Regions from separate parts of the Homo sapiens genome. Here region 1 is linked to region 2. The links are chromatin contacts, found by Hi-C or POLR2A ChIA-PET in ENCODE. All regions are on one chromosome and are shown on one strand. Each heading gives the region's core, a stretch centred on a gene start or an enhancer-like site at or near the end of the contact. The rest is flanking DNA. Distances are from core to core; before and after follow the strand shown.

Region 1 (2,700 bases), core at 110-2,609, 35 kb after region 2:
CAGGAGTATACAGTCTTTCAAAAATTCATTAGTTATAAAGGCTTAGCCAAGGATTTACCTTGATTCTTAATTTTTCAAAAGCTGCGTTATTTTAAAAAATTACCTTCCAATAGCAAGCTAAAATGTCAACTTTTTTCAGTTGGGCTCTTGGTGCACTTTTGGGCACCATCCCAAAATAGGTGGGACGTAAAGACCCAAACCTCACTTCCAAAACTGTTTCTTCTAATTCCCTGGAAGATATTCCTATCAGAAACTATGACAATAAGGTTAAATAACAAGTTGAGTACTTATTACTGTTTAAATCAATACAGTTTTATGCACCACACTATAAAAGCAACAGCCTGAGTTACTTAGATATTTTAATTTGGGTAAAAAGAAGATTGAAATTATATTTATCAGGCTGAAATATAAAAAGTCTCCAGTCAACTTTTTCTGCATTGAAAAAACTTGTTCTTCATTATCTGTCATTTCTCCTTCAGTTTAAATTCTAAGATGAATTGACAAGAAGGCAGGTGGCTGTCAGTGATTCTATTTCAGCTCGTCAATATTTCCTCTGGATGAAGGACAACATACTGATTAGGTTTAACTTCATCTTCTTTTAACATTTCAACAGAAGGGGCTCTTCATGGAAGTCGCTGAATAACTCTCAAATTATAAATAATTTCATGAGATAAAAAGGGAGGCCCCAGACTTTTTTTTTCTGTGACTAATATGGTTTCTGCTCCTCCCTCCTTAAGACTTTTAATTAAATCAGAGACAAGCTGGAAACAATGTGTCAGCTTTTTAATGAGCTTTAATTGTCACCACAGAAAATTAAGCATAGGCTGAGAATCAGGATTCAAGATCAGCTGTAAACCCCAGACTGGTAACCAGTTCTGATCCCATGTTGATGTGAGAGCTTTGTCTTTGGGGTAGAGAGAGGGTTCAGAGAAAACCTGCTTGGAACACAGAAAGCTAAGTTGCTACAGACAGGATTCTACCCATTCAGACTACTATCAGTCATTTCCTACACTCTTAGAGTTTGGCCAAGGGATGCAAGATGAGGATTACCGCCTGCAATGCTTGCCCCACTAAGAGGCCCAGACTCTTCTCAGGTCCTGGCAGATGGCATCAAGATAGTTGTTAGGTCCACAACTACGCCAATTGTCAGGTCCAGGGTCAGGTTCGGGCCCGTACTGAGGTCCGAGGGGAGTGGGTGGATAGGCGAATAGCTGAAAGAACACTCGGGGGGCTCTAAGCAGGTGAAATGTAGTTTTATTCAACAGCTCTCTCACCGGCAGCTCTATTACACTGTCCGCCTTTATCTCGGCGGTCTGCTGCGGCTCCGCAGCTCCTCTCAGCAGCCGGCTCTGCGGCTTGGCTGCTCCCACACACAGCTGCACGGCCGGCTCTCCCTTGTCTTCAAGGTCAACAGCTTAACTCTTTCCCTCTGGCCACCAGCGCCAGCCATGTCGAGCTGTGCCATGCCCTGGCTCCCCTCTGTCCATCTGCAAGACAGACAGCTCTGGTTCTCTTTCTCTGGGCGCCAGTGCACCCCCAAGCCATGTCAAGCTGAGCCCAGGAGTGCCTGTACAGTGTCAGCAGGGCAGTTATACCTTTTACAGACCATAGTAAGTAAATTCCGAGCCAAGAATGAGCTTACGTAAACAGGTTATATAACAAGTGGAGGTGTGCACCTGCGCAACAATCCCACTGACTCAAGCAGGCCTGGATGTCAGCCTCAGCCTAATTCTTGACCAATGTACACCCATATACCTTACAATAGTGATGTCAACTTGTAGTCTTTTCCAAGGCATTTTTCTTTAGGCATCTTCCAAAACTATACAGAAGAAACAGAAAACTGACCTGAAGAAAGACACGTGCCGAAGAGGGGTCAGGATATATAATAAACTGAAGGTGACCAGTGTGGGCTTCTCCTGCTTCCAAAGCCAGAAGGTTCTTGCAGATGTATTTAATCAACCTATCTTTTTCCTGAATTACATTCTAGCAGTTTGAAAAAAAATAATGAGAGGAGAAATCGCTGTGGAACTCAGTGTCTTTGTTATCTATTTCACAACAATGCTCAAAGGTCTCCACTGGAAAATCTTGAATAGATGTAATAGGCAGGCATGCTTTTAAAATGATTGGAAAGTGCGGGGGCCATAATGCTATTGTAGAACCACATTATTTTACAATGCACTTTAAATGGTTCCCAAATCCTTTTATTTAAAACCCCAAGATAGGAGGACTAGTTTTTCTCAAAGAAACCACGACTATTTCCTTCTCAGAGAATAAGCTGTTAGAGCTGGTAAGACATTAGCAAATAGCCCATCTGAGCTACAAAGAGCAAATAGCCCATCTGAGCTACAAAGAAAAATAATGGTTTTGTTTTGTTAACCTGGAGAAGCGACATACCTTTAAGGCTTTTTTAATGGATTGCCACAGGATAATTGCTACTGCTGTTAAGCAGAATGTTCTATTTGGATATTAGCTCATTTATGGGGCAGAGTTAGGAAGAGTTTTTGCCCAGGTGACTTGTAACAAAATGAAATAAGCAGATGTTACGTATCTTGAAATTACCACCAGGTTTTTATGCGTTGTTAGGTGCTGAGATGCTCTGAAAATTTTGTCTAAAATTGCAGCGTAGTTGTGAACAGAGCAGTCGTATCACTATGCTCGGGCAGATTGTGCCAAACACTGAGACGTTTTCAAAACCATTTA
Region 2 (2,700 bases), core at 138-2,637:
ACAGGAGCAGAAAGTCACTGTTTGATTTTGGGGGGCGCAATATTGTACGAGGGGCTTTCATTTCAGGCAAAGTCTCTCCCAACTTTTTCCTTTCCATGCTTACTGAAAAAAGAAAACCACTCCTAGATACTTGCTCCAGATTCTCTGCTGGAACCAGGCCATGCCCAAGCTCTCCAAAGAGCCTCTGTGAAGCCCCGGCTTTCCAGTTTTGAGGACCCTCGATCTTGAGGTGGTCTTCCTACCCTCAGATTTGGCTAATGTGGGAGGCGAGTTGAGGAATTTTATTTAAAAGCAATATTACTGTTGAACCTTGACTACTAGTCATGAACAAGTTTGCCACTAAAAACAGCAACACTGGAGCCCCACCCTCAAGCTTGAGGCCCCAAGCCACATGGCCTGCTCATCCCCTATTTCTCATGTAGGATCTGTGTTTGTTCCCACACAAATAATTCCCCAGAAGCCTGTGTAGCAGAAATGTGGATAACGTAGTAGTTCTTCACATTTGGGGGAACATAAAGGTATTTAAAGGAATAGACCTATTCTCTAGAAAAAGTATACATCACAAAATTTGCATGAAATTTTGAAAAGCTTTGCACCCATCACCTCCACAGCCCTCTTGGACTTTAAGAGATCTGTGGGACCTGAACCACAGATGGAAGTCAGGGTGAAGGATATACGGAAAGTGTTTACTTCCCCAGGGAGAATGGGAAGCCAGCCCCCACCTGCATTCCAAGAAAAGTCTGTCACCCCATCTTTCATACTTGGTTGATTGTTCCTGGGAACCAACTATGAAAGAACTCAGCTCAAGTAGCAGTGGATTGGGTGCAGGGGGGTTTCAGGAAAAGCACCATCTCGAGATCCTTCTCAGGGACTTGCAGTGAGGAGAGGAAGCCTCGAGCCTCTGCTGCCCACCACAGAAGGCTTAAGCTGCAAACCTTGGAAACTGTCAGGCTATCAGTCGAATTCTCATGAAACACATACTCTGCCTCTAGCTGGAACTAGGTGCTATGGGAAAAGGGGCATTTCCAAAAAAATGCATAAGACAAAGTCACTATCTTGAGTAGATCAAAATCTCTTTGGTGATTGCAAAACACACTTCATTTTAAAAAAACAAAGAGCAAAGCCCTATGGTCAGAGGTCCATCATGGTCTAAATCCAGAATATATTATATCTGGAATATATATACCTAGAATATAGACACCTAGGTCCAAGAGAGCAGAAAGGCTTCCCGGAGAGGGTGGAGCCTAAACTGGACTTATTTTATGTTTCCCTCTGACTACTGTTGTCTTCAAAGAACACTGTCTTCTACCCCACCTCCACCTTAATCCACTAGAATCTGTTTCTCAAATATTGTCTTAGCAACCCGTTTACTGATTAACACTGACAAGCCAAACAGGCCAGCATCAATGCTGCCGCCGAACTCTGACCTCTGGCTCTGGGCTGCTTTTCTTTTTTTTTTTTTTTTTCATTTTGAGATGGAGTTTCGCTCTTGTTGCCCAGGTTGGAGTTCAATGGCACAATCTCGGCTCACTGCAACCTCTGCCTCCCAGGTTCAAGCGATTCTCCTGCCTCAGCCTCCCAAGTAGCTGGAATTACAGGCATGCACCACCACACCCGGCTAATGTTTGTATTATTAGTAGAGATGGGGTTTCACCATGTTGGCCAGGCTGGTCTCGAACTCCTGACCTCGTGATCCACCTGCCCAAGCCTCCCAATGTGCTGGAATTACAGACGTGAGCCACCGCGCCCAGCCTCTGGGCTGCTTTTCTAACATCAAAGAGTGTCAAGGTCAGAGGGACTTTAGAGGTCACCCAGTCCAAATTCCCTTCCCCTCCTTAGGAAAGAGACATCTGGGAACAAGTTCTGCAGACTCCCTAGAAGAGTGAACCTAGTGGCTGTGGAAGTCTGGCCAAGAAAATCAGCCTCAAAGAAGCAGAAGCTGTTAGGACACAAAACACACCTGAACAGTCTCACTGGTGTGAGTAAACGCAATCACCTGGGAGACGCAGGCATCATCACACCCAATTGTGTAATTATAGCCACACATTGAATTAACCCTCAATCCAACCCCAAATCACCAGACCAACCCTGTTGTAGTTATCATGCCTAAATCTCCAACTTGGTGTGAAAGTTAGACAGTTTGTACCCAAGCGATCTTAGCCCAACTTAGAACTCCTGGAGAGCAAGGATTGATCTTCATTCATTTGTGCATCTCAAAGCCTAGTGCAAGGTCTGATATTCAATAGACAGCTTAATGTGGCTTTGTTGAACTGAGCTGGATTGTACTGAATGATACAGAATTCATTATTATGAGTCAGAGCAATACAAACTACAGGAAATTTGAGTGACTGGAAAGAAATCAAAAGAGGCGCCGCAGCTGACGCCTATAATCCTAGCACTTTGAGAGGCTGAGGTGGGTGGATTTTTTGAGCCCAGGAGTTCAAGACTGGCCTGGACAATATAGTGAGACCTCTGTCTCTCCAAAAAATACAAAAATTAGCCAGGTGTGGTGGCATGCTCCTGCAGTCCCAGCTACTCAGGAGGCTGAAGTGGGAGGCTCATCTAAGCCCTGGAAGTTGAGGTTTCAGTGAGCCGTAATCATGGCACTGCACTCCAGCCTGGGCGACAGAGTGAGACACTGTCTCAGAAAATAAAAAATAAATAAAACAAAAAGATGAGGAAACCGACTCCCCTCTTCAA

What was found. A loop is a pair of places that touch in the nucleus more often than their neighbours do. ChIA-PET counts read pairs that join two places held with the same protein, here RNA polymerase II (POLR2A). Pooled maps may share reads with other maps.
Region 1: a map of Caco-2 shows a loop between it and region 2 (5-fold over the local background). The contact joins two enhancer-like sites. A Hi-C loop is called at or near these places in 5 of 168 maps with a recorded cell type or tissue (Caco-2, GM12878, HepG2 and 2 more), 3 of 37 single-sample maps with no recorded cell type and 14 of 50 pooled maps. POLR2A ChIA-PET finds 5 or more read pairs at or near these places in 8 of 52 experiments (H1, OCI-LY7, Panc1 and 4 more).

Annotation. Positions count from the first base shown.
Region 1 is chr5:74,615,317-74,618,016 of GRCh38, forward strand. No RefSeq gene overlaps it. Among named protein-coding and RNA genes, the nearest start is that of ENC1, 24 kb to the right of the region's middle. Within about 2 kb of position 1,360, at least 2 of the 41 ENCODE cell types and tissues checked have a DNase peak (open chromatin) inside an H3K27ac peak, as active enhancers do.
Region 2 is chr5:74,579,849-74,582,548 of GRCh38, forward strand. No RefSeq gene overlaps it. Among named protein-coding and RNA genes, the nearest start is that of LINC01331, 44 kb to the left of the region's middle. Within about 2 kb of position 1,388, at least 3 of the 41 ENCODE cell types and tissues checked have a DNase peak (open chromatin) inside an H3K27ac peak, as active enhancers do.